Linked DNA regions of Mus musculus: region 2 is linked to region 1. A link is a loop called in an ENCODE intact Hi-C map of the cell type or tissue named here. Cell type or tissue: left cerebral cortex. All regions are shown on one strand. Links, peaks and the distances in the headings refer to the core of each region. The heading gives the core; the rest is flanking DNA.

Evidence for each region. Hi-C counts contacts between places; a loop is a spot of excess contacts. Peaks named below come from ENCODE experiments on the same cell type or tissue, not always from the same donor. Only the 100,000 strongest peaks of a DNase experiment are listed, where the experiment ranks them.
Region 2: it touches region 1 in a loop (4-fold over the local background); 7 of 42 quality-filtered maps call a loop at or near these places.

The regions. Positions count from the first base shown.
Region 1 is chrX:100,388,035-100,396,362 of GRCm38, forward strand. Eda (ectodysplasin-A) reads left to right here. Exons shown (of 8, transcript NM_001177937.1): 4 at 1,668-1,847; 5 at 3,307-3,341; 6 at 4,299-4,350; 7 at 6,985-7,109. Among named protein-coding and RNA genes, the nearest start is that of Mir676, 11 kb to the left of the region's middle. In left cerebral cortex, for the core only: CTCF peaks have their summits at 4,499 (motif pointing left) and 7,188; DNase peaks (open chromatin) are centred at 4,419, 6,555 and 7,174.
Region 2 is chrX:99,814,613-99,822,940 of GRCm38, forward strand. Tmem28 (transmembrane protein 28) reads left to right here and starts at 5,552. Exons shown (of 3, transcript NM_001081283.2): 1 at 5,552-7,314. The coding sequence starts at 6,457. In left cerebral cortex, for the core only: a CTCF peak has its summit at 4,878 (motif pointing right); DNase peaks (open chromatin) are centred at 4,939, 5,541 and 6,448; H3K4me3 peaks cover 3,240 bases; H3K27ac peaks cover 735 bases.

The DNA of each region.
Region 1 (8,328 bases), core at 222-8,221:
ATTTTCAGTAGGCAACTCTGTGGGGCATTTTCTTGACCAGCGATAGGTTTGTGTAGGCCCATTCATGGTGGATAGTGACACCCCCTGGGCAGGTGGTTGTATAAGAAAGCAGGCTGAACAAGCCATGGGGAGCAAGCCAGTGAGAAGTCTTCCTCTGTATTCTCGGCTTCGGTTCCTACGTCCAGGTTCCTGCCTTGCGCTGCTACTTTGTCTTCCCTCAAAGGACTGTGACTCAGTGTATATAAGCAAAAAGGAAACAAAACAAACAAGACCGCACCTTCTTTCCTACGTTGTTTTTGGTCATGATGTTTACTGTAGAAACTCTTAAGACAAAAGGTAAAGAAATTTATATTTGAAATTGAGAAACTGTCTCAGGAGAGAACATTGTAAAAGATTTCCAATCCTGGGACTCCCATTAAAATTCTAAGACAGGAGAACTTAGAGAAAGAAGCCTACCCATGACCACCTATAGTCCTTTGGTTAGTCTGCTCAAAAGAGAACAAGTCTATAGGAGGAACAGTTATGATCCACTTACCATGACTACAGCCTAGAGGAACTGTTAGAAGGACTAGAATATGAAATGGGAGGGCTGAGATTGTTCTGGAAAGACAGTGAGAGAGAAAGGAGGAAAGGTTGGTAGACAGGATAAATAGTAGTGCATTTGAAAATACAGCCTCTAAAGAAAATCTCGGGGAAGGTGGATTGTTTGGCCTGCAATGATAGAAATTGATAGGTAACCTAATATCTTTGAGCATATGAAGTTTTATGTACATGGTGCTAACTAGTCTTCTCTAGCTACTCAAAAAATAGAATAAAATTTCAAACGGCCACAGTTAAATATACCAAAGAACTTCCTAACCGTGAGCAGTGAGGGGTGATCAACTCTGGAACATGTAACCAAGAGAGTTTGCAAAATTTCTGTTCTCAGTGATCTTTAAAAATAGAGTTTAGAGAGGTCAGCTGAGAAAGCAGAGCCTGCCGCCTCTGTCAGGTGTCTCTCTCTGCCTGTGATTCCTTCTTTTCTGTTGTTTCTTGATATCTTCAGTCTCTCACCCTATCTCTCCACCTCCATTTCCAAAACTCCTTCCCACTCCTCTTTTCAGCCAGTGCTGCCCCTATCCATCCCCATGTCCTGCACATCTGACTCCTGACAAATCTTCCTGGAGCTGATGGTGTTCCTGAGATCAGACTTCCACTATCCTTTGGTTAATAGTAGCAAGTCTGTGCAATTGAACAGCTAAATGAAGTCCTGCCAATGATGCCAATGATAGTATTACCAATGATAATCAAATTCTAAAAAGAATCATGAAGTGACCCCTAAGTCTGAGTTTCTAATAGTCCTTTGGACTCAGATCAGAACCTCCTTTTTGAAGTCTTGCCTGACCTGTTTCAGCATTTGGTCTGCCTCATTAATGTGGCACTCTTAATATCTTAGAACATTTTCCCTACTATGCTGGGCTCCTTGAGAACTGTTTATTTCTGTGTCCTCTAATCTATTTGGAAATATGGTGCAGAAAAGGGATTATAAGCATGTCCAGCTCTTCAGCAAAAACTAGATGGCTGACTTGGTGTCATTGAAGTCTCTAGAACTCCCTGAAATTATACTCCTGACTATACAGTCTTGACAGTAACTAACTCCAAATATAACACTGAATCCTGTGTTTTAGGAAAGAAGGCAGGGCCACCTGGGCCCAACGGCCCCCCAGGACCTCCAGGACCTCCGGGACCCCAGGGACCTCCAGGGATTCCAGGAATTCCTGGGATTCCAGGAACAACTGTTATGGGACCACCTGGCCCACCTGGCCCTCCTGGTCCTCAAGGACCCCCTGGCCTCCAAGGACCTTCTGGTGAGTTCTTCTGTCTCCCACCCCTTAGAAAACTTTTCATTGCTTTTGTAGAGTAGAAACAGATAATCTTCAGAGAATTTTCAAACAGTGGCAATGTGCAGTAAGAAATCCCTAGTCTAGTGTAGAGGTGGAAAGTGAACAAGCTCTGATAGTGTCTGGCCTGCTCTAAGTCTTGTTGAGTTCAAGCTGCGCCAGACAGGCCATCTGTTCTTGCCCCATGCCAATCCTTCCATCCCATTCCATCTTTGGCTCTAGTCCTTCATATAGTGAGCCAATAAGCTCATATGAGCCAAAAACAGAGGTATGAGAAAGAGGTCCCAGCCATTCACTGGAGTTCCTGTAGATATAGATTTGGCTTACTCTGATTTCCAGCATAGAGTACCACATGACATTTGCATGGAAATAGTTTGTGGGAGGAATGTTGGGGACTGGACAAAATGACAACCCTATTATAATGTCTTTCCATGTACTTTGAGACTCCTTGCCTAGTGGTGTAGAAATAGCCCCTTCTAGTCGAGTGGTTAGAAATGTATGAATCACTCAAGCTGTGTCTAACAAAACCAGACACCAAGACCACCCTGTCCCTAAGCCAAATGTGTCTCACACTAGACCCTTAAATAACCATGCTGCTCGTTTAAATGCCATTCCATCCCTTTGCCTTTTTCTCCTAGCGCCCAGTGGGGCATGCAACAGGTATAGCTGCAGATCCAATCCTACCTAATTAGAGTTGACAGGAGGAAGACGGCCTGAACTCATGCTACTTGTTACATTTTTCTCCTGCTCCCCTCCTCTATCTTGAGGTTTTCTTAAACTTAATTTCCCCAGGTCTAAGAATTCAGCAGCAGGATTCAGATTCTTTCACTTGTAATTCAAACAGGCTCAGCAGTGTTACCATGGCCACAAGAGATAAAAGTTTTTTTTTAAACCCAATCATTCCACAAATATTAATTGAACAATTTCTGTGTACAAAGAGATACATTGCTAAGTGGTCCCTGTTCTCATAGAGTTTATTTCCTAGAGTCAAAGAGACACACTTAAAGAAACAAGATCTTTATAAATGACAGTGGCTCTTGTGAAATCAGTAAGAAGAGAACAAAGAGCTAGAAAAGCAAGTGCCATTGTTTTAAGGACATACAATGACACACATAGCCTCTCTTTCCTCTCTGTGGGTGCTCAATGGGGCTTGCCTTGAGCCAATATTGGCCAGAGGCCAACTTCCCTGCTGGGATCTAGACCCTCTGAAGAAGATGGTCGGTAGGGACAGGAATGGGAAGGAGGGGATACTCTCTCCCATCAACAGCCCCATGTTGTACTATGACTCCCTCCAGCTGTAAGGCCTGGAGAAGGAAATTCCTACAGGGCTGGCTGTGGAATCCAGGCTCTGGAGCCCTGGCTGCTGAAATGGGAAAGGGAAGTAGAAAAGAGCACAGCACTCTGACTGCCCCATCCTATTTTGCAGGTGCTGCTGATAAAACTGGAACTCGGGAAAATCAGGTTGGCTGGGGATTACTGTCTTCCTGGGGAGGAGGGATGGCCTCAGGCTTGGGGTCACCTTGAAGTCCTTTGCCTATGAGATTCCCAGAGGCTTTATTTGATGTCGTACTGGAGGGTCTGAGGTTTTCACGGGCAGCCGTTGCCGATACCTATGAATTGGAAAGGTTCGCCCTAAGGATGTGCTTTTAGCTAAAGGAACACAAGTCTTGCCTGGACCATTTTACTCATTTCGTGAGTGACAGAGGGTCATGGCAGCCAGATCCAATAGTCCATAGAAATAACCTGCCTGTCAGGCATATGTGTGTGTGTGTGTGTGTGTGTGTGTGTGTGTGTGTGTGTGTGTGTGTGCATGTGTATATATACCTAGGCCTCTGACTTCCAAGCCACCTCAGATGCCTGAAGCTGCCTAGAATCTGAAGCTGAGAGTTTGTGTGTCCATGAAAAGCAGCCAACTAGCTGTAGGCTGAGGCCAGCCTGGGCTTCCCCCTTAATGGCCTTATAGGTTCCTTCCTAGTCCTTGAGTTTTCCAATCTGTGTCTTTTGGCAGGTTCTACTGCCTAGCCTCCTTACCTTGCTCCTCCCAGCAACTAGCCTCACTACAGTTATTTGGTCACAATGATAAATCTACAGAGTTGCACAGGCCTTACGTTTTTGTAGGCAATTTTATATTCACTGCCTTATTAGATCTCACACTGTGAGAGTGACCAGCAGAGAGTCCTATAGTTCCCGCTTTACAGTTGGGGGAGGTAAAGCTCAGCAGCCTCCCACTTGGCTGAGGTCGGAGTGAAGACGTAGAGCTCTTACTATGTTTTAGGAGAAATAGAGCTAGGGATAGCTCAAGACAGAGGGAGGGGGCCAGAAATGGGCTACAAAGTCTAGAAGCCAGAGGTAAAAACACAGGACTGCATGACACGGCAAGCAGTCATTATAGTGACTCTCTTCTTCTCATCTTCTCAGCCAGCTGTGGTGCATCTGCAGGGCCAAGGGTCAGCAATTCAAGTCAAAAATGGTAAGAATCAAAGTAGAATGTCTCCCTCCTAGGAGTTTCTCCCTTCCCTCATTCCCAGCCTCCAAATAATCAGCCAGCCTAACTCCTCCCTAGTCCCTGAATATCCTTGGCATAGAAGGGCATTTCCTACTCCGTCGTGCCCTCTACTGGTTGTCCGAAGTAACTGCTTGCACCAAGACCAGATGCTACACCCAAATTGCGTTTAATTTTGCTTTTTGCAGTATAAGAGGGCAAACCCGGGGCCTCGTGAATGCTAACCAAACATACTACCTTTGAACTACATCCTCAGCCCCTAAATTACATTTTGAATCCACTAATGCGGGATCTGAAAAGGACTTGGGAAACCATCTACCTAGACTGCTTTGATGTTTATATCAGCCACCATGGAAATATGTGTAATTTGATAAGCACTTTCACAGTGGAAACTAAGGAAGTTAGAACTATATTAAATAAATTATCTTGTCTGATTGCTCTATACAGAAAATGGCTGGAGAGAGTGCTTCTCCCAGAGAGGGGACATGTTAGTGTCTAGGAAGTAAGAGACACTAATGTCTATCAAAAGCAAAAGCATGTTAACGGGGCTTAGAAATGCTGATTTTATGTTATACCCTCATTTATGAGATGGGGGGACAGAGTTCCAAAGAGACTAGAAATACCAAAGAAAACCATACTGTAGCCTTGTGTTTGCGTGGTGCTTTAGAATTCCCAAATGGTTTCTCTTTTTATTTAACCTTCACAACCACTCTATGAGGTAGGTGTTGCAATGCTCCTTTGTTTTGTTTTGTTTTGTTTTTTTTAACAGCAACAGAAACTAAAGCTCAGAGAACTTAATTTAAGTAGCCCAAGATTTTGTAGTGAAGTTAGGAGCTGAGATTCAAAACCATATCTTCCTAGCTCTCAGCGCTGTGCTATGCTGCTCCAGTGATGTGTGTGTACACTCCACTGAATGATTTGGTTCATTTTCTTCCCCCAAAGAGACATGAACATTCATTAAAGAACAGCGCTTTTAAATAATGTCCAGTCTCCAGGGTGCCCAAAGCCTAAAATGCATGAACCCCCAGGAGTCTTGGAAAGCAGCAAGCCAGCTAACATAGCAGCTACTTACAGAGCTTGGAGTGGAAGGGAGGGGCTGTGAGCAGACACTGTAAAGGAAGGTTACAAAACCTCTACTTGGGGACAGCTTCTAAGAGCACAGTCAGTCCTGAAGTGCCTGTGCTGAGTTCCTCTCACCATTGGGCTTAGCTACTCCCTTGACTGTCACTTGAATACCCAGCCTAATAGCCTCGCAAGTACAAGTCGGAGTAGAGGAAGAGGAAAACACTAGCAGCCCTGTGGGAGGCCAAGCACTGTAGGACCCAGGGTCTTAGGTGGGCGATCGTCACCATCCTTCCTGGAGGAATGTGGTCAGACAGAAAATAGATTTGTTTGGGTATCTAAGTGGTGGCCTTAGAGGTCATTCTATAGCAGAAGCTGTTCAAATTGCCCCCACTACCATAAAAGAGCAAGATAATTTCCAGTCCCTGCAGGCAAATTCCCAGTAGTAGTATCTGCTGACAGGCAGACAAGAGGAGCAAGGCCACAGTGAGAGGACACTAGGCAGAGCAGTCCACTGAAGTACTGGAGCCAGGACTTAGATGGCTTTCTTTTCTCCATGCATCAGAGAGGCAGACCTTCTGAGACTGACCAAGAATGGATGCTTACAACATAATGTTTTTGTGTGAAGAACAAATGGCTGAGAGAAAATGCCTCTGTGAACTTAGTTTGCCTCTTCTTATTGTAGGAAGGAGCAACTTTCTATCTGCAGGATGAGAGGAGAAATATACCTCCATCCTCTCATGCTTCTGTCCCCAGCGTCCCCAGCTGAATTAAGGATATAAAACAAAGGCTTTGCCAAGGCTGCCTCAACTCCTAGGCAATTCAGTCTCCTGAAACCTGGCAGGCTCTCCCCCAGCATTGTAAAGCTCACCCTCTCTGGGGCCTGGTTACCGGAGGTCACTATCCCCAGCTGCCATGGGGTCTGAGTGCCAGGGGAGCCTGATACTGAATTATCACCAACTAGTTCTCTAGACAGATGGATTGTTTGATTAAGTGGTTTCCTGGGGCCCTCGGAGGCTTCCCAGAAAGGAGTGGGTGTGGAGGAGCCATAAAGAAGAATCTATTAAGAAGAGACAAAAGCACAGGAACCTCTGAGACAAGAGAGGAATTCGGGTGATATTGCTAGCAAAGTGAAATTGAATACAAAGACTTAGCCTGCCACTCAGTGTCTGGACTTTGTCTGTGCAGTCACCATAACAACAAAGAAAATATGGTTCTGTGCCTACTCTCCTCTTTCACCATCGCCACCTCAGATTCCAACTAGAAGGTAAAGAGCTTTATTGATGGAACGGTCAAGAATGCAAGGACAAAGACTGATACGTAGGTCCATAGGTCCCCAGGCCAGCCTAGAAGCCACTTTACAAACAGTACACCTTTCCTGCTTCCAAATGTTCTTTTAAAATCTTGGCCCTTGAAACTTTTGTGGTCATTGGTATTAGATAGGGTTGATGGGGAGGGGGGTGGTTACTGTTGGTATTTATTTCTGTTGCCCGAATTATTTTGACATGTACTGAGTGACTGCCCTTCTCTCATACTGAGATCTTTCAGGTGGAGTGCTCAATGACTGGTCTCGCATCACTATGAACCCTAAGGTGTTTAAACTACATCCCCGCAGCGGGGAGCTGGAGGTACTGGTGGACGGCACCTACTTCATCTATAGTCAGGTAGAAGTGAGTACGGTCTTAGGCCTAACTCTTCTTATATCCAGGGTGCAGATATGGTGCAGGCCACCTAGGGGCACTGTGGAGCAAGCCAAAACCATCCAATGGCTAACTTCTCGCAGTGCTGGGGAAAGGCGTGGCCGATTTCACACTGGGAGGGAGTTGAAGGGAGGGAAGACCAATAAACCCATTTCATTTTTCCCCTAGAAAACTATCACTGAAAAACTGTAAAGAGGCCTCTCCAACACCCTGCTGTCTGATCCCCTCTTGCAGGACCCAAGGCCCTCATTTCCCCTCTGAGTTGTTTGGTTCCACAGACGAACCTGACCTTGCTCTAAGTTTTTAAGACTAAGTTCCAGAGCTGCAGAGACCCCTCCCCACAATACTGCTAGCTTGGGCATGATAATGAACAGTGCTCCTGTGAACCTTCTCTCTACCTCAAGAAGATTTCTGACTGTCTTTCCTTCCTCTTTCTCCCATTTGTTTCTGTCTGTTTCTGTTGTTGTCACCTCCTTCTTACTGTCATTCTCCCAGACCTTGCTCCCCTCCACTTTTGTCCTTCTCCTGTCCTGGGCCCATTCCCCACAGGTCTGCCAGTGGCCATTCATTTCCATCCCTCATTGCGTGCCTCCATCGGGGCTCTCCTCAGAGCTACAAGTACATAGGCCTTGAGGTCAGGGTTACCAGGAGGTAGGCAGCAAAAGGAGATGAACAGAAGGACTATGCAACTGTCAAACAGCTCTCAAGAAAAAAAAAATGAATAGAGAAGTTGGGTTAACCAGCACTAATCTGGCACACAGAGTATCCGTTCATTGCTTGGTCCTGACCCAGGAGATGATGTGCCATTTAAATATGTTACTTCCAATCAAAGAGCCTGTGGAGTCACTTTTATGAAGTGATTTAAGGTATCAAATGAAGGACAGTCCCCATTCCTATGGGGCACTGTGGGCATAACCCCAATATCCTGTAGACTAAATTCCATTTAGTAGTGGTGAAAAATTGGAGCTGAGGGTGGGATGTGCTGGCGAAAGGTAATGAAGGATGAAGATTAAATGTCTGGACTCAGGAGAGGATTAGGAGTGAAGTCCATGTGAGCTAAGAAAGTCTCTATGAGGCCAGGCCATAGGCTATACTTCCTCCTGGCCACAGAATGAAGTTAGGTGCCTAGGATTTGCATCCAGTGTCTCACTATATAGGCCAGCTCCCCATCTCTCAGGATCTG
Region 2 (8,328 bases), core at 291-8,290, 570 kb before region 1:
GTGCTCCAGGTAGGATGTGACAAGTGTAGGAAAGGGCAGAACCATAGCCTCTCTTGTTCTGGTTCTATACTTCTATTAATGCAGCCTAAAAATCCAATTAGCTTTTTTGGCAGCATCATCACTCTGTTGGCTCACATTGACTTTATAATCAAATCAAGGTCTTTTTCACATATGCTATTGTTAAACCAGGCAGGTGTCTTCTATCCTGTGCTAGAGGAACAAACCAGCTATATTCACTAGGACAAAGTCCCATGCAGCAATCAAAGCCAAGTAATGGAAGAATTTAGTTATAAGGAAAAGAAAAACAGTCCAGGCAAGCTGTGGATAGTTGAGAATCATGGAGGATGCTACCAGTTTTCAGCTCAATAACGATTTTCCTCTTCTTCCTTACTTACAGAGTACCACCATTGTTCAGAGGAGCAATGTGCTAAGCAAAAGAATACCGGATTTCCCAGCTTCCTTTGCAGGTCAAAATGTCCATGTAACACAGTCAGAGAGGAGTAGGTGGATATTACTGGATACAGAATATCAGTGTGAATATAAAAAGCAAAGGCTCTGTAAACTGATCTTTGCCTTTAGTGTTCTTCCCATTCAGTGTGTTCCTTTCCTCCTTTCTAGAATACAGGCAAGAAGCCTAGAGCTGAAGTAGCTTTCTTGTGATCCTAAAGCACAATGCAAGTGAATGAAAGCCCACAATAAGAATAGTAGAGATGAACGGCCAGGATCTTTCTGTTGGGGTGGATCTTTATAAGTCCAGGCTAGCTTCAACTGCATCATCCTCTGCGCTTATCCACTCAACTTACTGGGGTTTTAAGAATGTGCCCTCACCCTGGAGGGCATTATCCTGAGTGAGGTAACCCAATCACAAAAGAACTCAAATGATATGTACTCACTGATAAGTGGATATTAGCCCAGAAACTTAGAATACCCAAGATATAAGTTACAATTTGCAAAACACATGAAACTCAAGAAGAACGAAGACCAAAGTGTGGACACTTTGCCCCTTCTTAGAATTGGGAACAAAACACCCATGGAAGGAGTTACAGAGACAAAGATTGGAGCTGAGACAAAAGGATAGACCATCTAGAGACTGCCATATCCAGGGATCCATCCTATAATCAGCCTCCAAACGCTGACACCATTGCATACACTAGCAAGATTTTGCTGAAAGGACCCAGATATAGCTGTCTCTTGTGAGACTATGCCAGGGCCTAGCAAACACAGAAGTGGATGCTCACAGTCAGCTATTGGATGGATCACAGGGCTCCCAATGGAGGAGCTAGAGAAAGTACCCAAGGAGCTAAAGGGATCTGCAACCCTATAGGTGGAACAACATTATGAGCTAACCAGTACCCCGGAGCTCTTGACTCCAGCTGCATATGTATCAAAAGATGGCCTATTCGGCCATCACTGGAAAGAGAGGCCCATTGGAATGCAAACTTTATATGCCCCAGTACAGGGGAATGCCAGGGCCAAAAAGTGGGAGTGGGTGGGTAGGGGAGTAGGGGGGAGGGTATGGGGGACTTTTGGGATAGCATTGAAAATGTAAATGAGGAAAGTACCTAATAAAAAATAAAAAAATAAGGAATGTGTATTAAAGATACCACTGAACTGCCACCGTGTCACTAGATCAAGGAAGTTTTGTTAAATGAAGAAAACGAATCTGTTTAAGCTGCAACTGTAGATTTGCTTATTATTTGTGGCCAAAGAAATCTCTAACTGGAACAGAGTAATAACAGAAAAGCTAAAGATCCAAATGAAGGACAACCATGACTCTTTAAATCAAAAGAAAGGACTACTTAGAACTATACATATACAATTGGGCCTGCCAGGAGCCTTCTGCAGTGGGGCTAAGGTTCAGGGTCAGTACTTTCTGTAGATGGTAGGCTTGGGTCTTGCTAGGATATAGGTAGGTATGAAGCTGGGACTTGGGTATAGGATGTGAGTTAGAAGAAGTGGAGGATGAGGCAGAGGGTCAGGAAAGGAGAACAAACTCAGACCAGTAGCAAAGACTGATGCTGTATTCCAAGTAGGGAGTTGGAGAAAGCTGGGTTTACTTTAAGCCTTCTCATCTTAGTGTAGGTGTGGGCTATAGATAGAAGAAAAATTCCTCAGACCTTGGAATAGACAGTGCCCCCAATGGGATACAGTCAGAGCCTGACAACCTTTAACTCAAGGTGTGCTTAAGCCATCTTGTCATTCTTCTTAGATTCACCCTTCCTTGCACACTCTTCCTTCCTGCTTTTGCCGGTGACTTTTAAACACCTGGCTTTAATAGAAGGCCTCCTGTGTATCCACACTGGTATCTTTAAAGAGTTCCCACTTAGTTTTCTTCCTATTGTCAGTATTTTACCATGGAAACCTTCCTTTCCCTTCTCCCTCTACTCCAAGTTGTCTTCTCTCTGGTCTAGTTAGAATGTGTGCTTCCTGGGTAGTGTATGCCCCCTCAGACAAGACTGGCCTTTAGCCCCTTGTCTCTGCTTGGGGTGCAGATGGAAAGCAAGAGTTAGGGAGAAGTTTGGCTGGAGCCTAGCAGTGGTACAGAGGAGTGTGCCGCTCCAGTCCCCCTTTTCACCTTAGCTTCTTTGTTCTAGCAGAGGCCAAGGCTTTCCACACCCCCATTTCACTTCCAGTGTCATCTAGAGTGAGAATGAGGTCCTCCTCTGGTTGCTAGCATGCTACCACTTCTCCTTTGTTTGCGCCAGGTGCTGTGTGGGCAAGTCATTGTGATATTGGACTCCTGTGATAAATGGGCCTCTGTGAGACACATTTCACCTTAAAGAGGGAGTCTTGCCTGAATGACTTCTCACAGAATGCTCCAGAGGTACTCAGAGATGATAGCCTAGGCCAGGCAGGCTGCTCTTTCCAATGGTGAGAAAGGGTATCAATCATTGCGGGCCAGCCAATCAGTTTTTAACCAAGCATACTAGCCTTCTTTGTTAAACACAACTCAGAAATCTTCCAAAGACTAAATAAAGAATGGCTCTTCAAAGACTCCCTAGGTGGCCAGGAGGAGGCCTGTTAGTGTCACTAATGGAGATCTCTAGCTTCACCTTCCTCTCTCACAGAACTGTCTCCACTCCTTACTCTTAAGTCAGTCCTAGATCCTTTCAATTATACCTCTTTCATTTTCCTCCTATATCATTTCTTCTCCCACCTCAGCTGATGCTACCATTGTCCAGTCCTAAACAGTCTCCCAACCCATCTCCCTGCCTCCAGTCTTGGCCCCTCCAATGCAGTCTTCATGCCTTAGCTAAATCAATCCTTTGGAAATACAAACCTGGTCATGGTATCTTTTCTCAAGAATCTTCCAATCTCTTCTATAGATCCAGGGACCCATGATTAGGTCCCTGCCAAATGCTCAGCTTCCATTTTAGCACTGGTTCCACTTTACACCTAGCCACAGCAAACTACATTGTAGGTTTCTAAACAGGCTTTTCCTGTCTTCGATTCTACACCCTTACACATGACTTCCCTTCTCCTGAGACAGCCTTCATACACACTTCCTCTACTTTCTGTTTAGCCAAGACCCACTTATCCCATACCACTTCAACTAACCTCTTTTTACCCCAGGGCACATATTGTACTTGGGTCTCTATCACTGGTACCTAGTATAGTGCATGGAATTTGATGCATTTTCAAGCAGATATTTGCCACCTGACCTGGCTATGGGCAAAATTGTCTCCGAGGAAATTTTCAGAGTCGACCAGTCCATCTCTCTATAGAAGGGAGATCTCTCATCGATACCATTGTTTTGTATTAGGCTATAATCCCTTCCTTCCTGTGACATGTCTGCTTCCCCAATTCAACTGTAAGCACTTCCATAGCAAGGCTATACCTGGACAATTGCAACACCCTATGCTGGTCCAGGGAGTGCTTAAATATAATGAATGACTAGGCCTCTTGAATGTCTCACCATTTCCCCCCTTTTTGCTATAGCTTGCTTTTCCTTGCCTCTAAAGTCTAAAACTATTACACTTACAAACATATATGTCTACTTTCTACCCCTGAAAAATTTTCTCTCCTGTTTCTTTTATCTGGAATGCCCTCACTCACCCACCCAATTCTGCTATTTCTTTAGTAACCAGCTACACCATCCCCCACACTCAGATTTCCAAGCATCCTTTGCAATTTAGCACTGAGTAGTGCTAACAGTCCCTACCCATCTCATTTAGCCCTTGGCATTCCCTCATGCTGTCAAGAAGAAAACATAGAACAGATTCTTTCAGGGCACAAAGCCTGGTCAGTTTAGAAGTGTTACTTGAACCTACATCCTCTACCCATGAATTCCATTAGCCAGTATATAATTCTCATTTCCGTATTCGGAGAACTGTAGTTTCCTTTAAGACAGGCCTGTGTCTTCTACTCCTTCATCTTTCTAAGGCCTTCCTGACACTGTAGAGAGGTCTAGGGTCAGACTCCCTGGGTTTCTGTCAGGATGCACCGGTTATCTGAGACGGTTTAAAGACACTAAATTTCAGCTTCCTCGCATGCAAATGAAGACAACGCTAACATCTATCTCATAAGGTTGATGAGATCAGAAGACTAAAGCAAATTAAAGTGCCAAGTGCAGTATCTAGCAAGTTCTATGTGTGTTCAATAAAGGTTCTTTTTCCATTGTTATGATTAGTAACAAATCCCTGGGAGAGTAGTTTGTTCAAAACTATTACGGAAGAGTTGCAGCGGAAAAAGGGAATGCAAAAAGGAAGTATACCACAGGAGCAATCTGAGATGTTTGTGGAGTCCAAACAAGGTTAGTAGCGCGGCAGGACATTTGTATGTCCGAGTTCCTAGAGCCATGTGACTCTAAGAGCCAGGAGCGCATGGTTCCACCCGGCACAGCTTCCCTAACTCTGGCGCTCAGCTATTCTCAGCAGCCTGTAGGGGGAGCCAGGAAGCTAGGACGGGTTTTGGGGGGAGGCTGCTGGAAATCTTCCTAAGGGCAAAAACGACACCCCACCACTACTACCGGTCTTAGTGCACTGCCTTGCCTCCCTCAGGACGCACTCAGAGCTCAGTCCCCTTCTACAGCTAAACTGGGAGCTGTCCTTCAGCACCAGGGGCAGTCTTGGCCTCAGGCAGGACAGTGAGAGCGTTAGCGGAGTTAGGGACTCTGGACCGGTCCTATCCGCAACCGGCTTTAGTGTCCCCTAGTCCTGAGGACGAGGGCGAGGCTACCCAGAGAGGTAGCAAGAACCTAAGGAGATGCCCCCTGCTTCTTAGAATCACCCTCAGAAGTCCCTTAGCCCTCGGGGGGGAGCGAGGGGCGGTCCTGGGAAGGGAGGCGAGCGGTCGCTTGGTGGGGGAGGGGGAGCGCCAGGCCTGGGACTCTGCGTGTGGCGTGTGCACACGGGGAGCGGTCGGGTGAACGGAGGCGCCGAAGTGAATGGAGTTGGGGGTGGACTGGAAACATCCCCAAACAGCACAGGCTGCGGCCGGCGGGGGCTGGGGTTGGGGAGGGGGGAGTCCTGAGGCGCAGGCGCAGTCGGGGCCCCAGTCCCGCTCCCTCCTCCTCCCGGTGCCTCTTTCTCCGCCCTGCTCCCCCCCAAACACACTCGCACACGGGCTCTCAAGGTGTTCTCCGCACAGCGGAAGATGGCGACAGACTGAGGGGGCATGGCCAGCGGGAGCCACGGGGCCATGCCTTTGGGCGGCCGCCACAGCGGGGCGAAGCAGAGGCGGAAGCGAGAGGCGCACTAAGTAAAGCCGGGCGTCCGCGTCCGGCGTCTGTGGCGCTGCGGGGAGCCAGGTGGCCCGCCCGAGCCGGAACTCCGGGAGCCGCGGGTGCGGAGCCAGAGCGGAGCCGGCCCGGGACCGGCCCCAGCGGACTGCCAGAGCGCGAGGGAAGCCCGAAGGGCCGGCGGCGGACCGGCCGGCCGGCCTAGGAGGGCACGAGCGAGGCGGGGAGCTGCACGGAGCGGGCAGCGGGCAGCGGGCAGACGGGCGGGAGAGGAGCGGCGCGGGCGAGGGGAGCGGAGTGGAGCGCGGCGGGGCCCGCACGGCGGCGCTGAGGGGCGCAGAGCCGCGCCGAGCCGAGACGGACGGCCAGAGCAGAGTGCGAGCCAGGGGGCCGGGGGCGCGGAGTGAAGTGGCGCGGAGCCCGGGGTAGCGGAGGGGCCCGACACCATGAGGAGTGCGGCGCCGCCGCCGCAGCCGCCACCGCCCCAGTGCCCCGCACCGCCCCCCGCCGGGACGCCGGGCTGCGCCTAGCGGGCCGGGCGGCGGCGCCCCGGCTGCCAGCAGGGGAGCGCGGGAGGGGCGCGGGGACGGCCCGAGAGCGCCCCGCCACAACGGCCTGAGCGGGGCCCCGGGCCGGCCGGCCTGCCTAGCCATGCGGCCCCCGAGGTAAAGCCTGGACGGCGCTGAGGAGCGCGGTGCGGTGCGCAGCCCGCCCTCCCGAGACGGCCGTCCGGCCTCGCGCCTGCCTACTCCCTCCAGCCCGGACCCCCCTGAAATATGTTCAGGGGCGCTTGGATGTGGCCCGGGAAAGACGCCGCCGCGCTGACTATCTGCTGCTGCTGCTGCTGCTGGGCTCCCAGGCAGAGCGACAAACCTTGCGCCGATTCGGAGCGGGCGCAGCGATGGCGACTGTCCCTGGCGTCCCTGCTCTTCTTCACCGTGCTGCTCGCTGACCATCTGTGGCTGTGCGCGGGGGCCCGGCCCCGGGCCAGGGAGCTGAGCAGCGCCATGCGGCCGCCCTGGGGGGCCGGCCGCGAGCGGCAGCCGGTACCTCCTCGCGCGGTGCTGCCGCCGCCGCCGCCGTCGCCTGGCGAGCCCAGCGCGTCCTCGGGCACCTGCGGCCCGCGATACAGCAACCTGACCAAAGCCGCCCCTGCAGCCGGCTCCGGGCCGGTCTGCAACGGCGTCCCAGAGCCCACCGGGCTGGACGCAGCTTGCACCAAATTGGAATCTTTGCAGAGACTTTTCGAACCGACCACCCCGGCTCCCCCTCTGCGGCCCCCTGACTCCCCTTCCCGTGCCCCGGAGTTCCCCTCCGCCAAAAAAAACTTGCTCAAAGGCCACTTTCGGAACTTCACTCTCTCCTTTTGCGACACCTACACAGTCTGGGACTTGCTGCTTGGCATGGACCGCCCCGACAGCCTGGACTGCAGTTTGGACACCCTGCTGGGGGATCTACTGGCCGTAGTGGCCAGCCCGGGCTCTGGGACCTGGGAGGCATGTAGCAATTGCATAGAGGCATACCAGCGACTGGATCGACATGCTCAGGAAAAATATGATGAGTTCGACCTCGTGCTGCATAAATACTTACAGGCAGAAGAGTACTCTATCCGGTCCTGCACGAAAGGCTGCAAGGTAGGGATTGGTGACCTACGCCACAATAGCTGCCTGGCCAGAGGTAGTTTCTGTGTCAGTGGGACCAGAAAAAAATAAAGGTCTCCCTCTCCACCCCCCACCCCCCCCTACGGCTCCCACCATTCCCAGTGTAGTACTGTGTCACCCTGTACCCCTCCCTAGAGAGGGAGCTACAGAGATAGATTCAGGTCAACTTCTGTGAGTTTAAGGTTCGAACATTTTAAGGCTGGAGCCTCCTGGTACACTGCTTCCTGTATGAGGGGGAAGTGGGGCCCTTGGCTGGCAAAGTGGTAGCAGGAGAGTCTGTGTTCCCCAGTCTCCTGTTTGGCTCTGAACCCCACTCCTGGACTAGAATTAGCCCTGGGACTGGCTGTGGAAAGATTAGGGGGTGTTCAAAAGACAGGGGGAAGAATATTTGACTGCCTAATCCTCATCCTTTAGTTCCTGCCAATTGATGAAAGGCCAGGCCACGCCTGGTGACAGGGTACACTGACCACACTGTTGACCTTATATGACCTGAGATTGCTGGCCAGATCCTAAGTAGGGGAGTCCAGGGATGCCTGTCTTCTCATAAGGAGGGAACCTGTAGGCTTCAGTCTTCTGAGGAAAGAAGGCTGGGAAAGCAGGGCTTATCAGCTCTTGGAAGGGCCATGGAAGGTTGGTGCATTACAAAACTCGCAGTGCTCCAGGGTGATGATAGGAAAACCTGGCTTTCTGGCTGCTAGGGATGGGCGTCTAGACGAAATTAGAGAGTAGGTAACTGTAAAAGGGACCTTCCTAGGAAAGAATTGAGTGTTGAGAAATTTCTTGACCCTCAGTAGGGTTGCTCTGTATAATAATAGGTAGGTGGGGCTATACACATTTTAGGGCCTGAATCTACTTCCCTGTTTTTCCTGCCTGGCCAGGTGGCCTGCTTTGGGGGCAAAGAAAAAACAGCAAGGTCAAAAGGTCAAGTGACAATGAGACCAGGTAGATGTCACACTTTCTGGAGCTCGGGGCTGTAGGCTAGAGTGA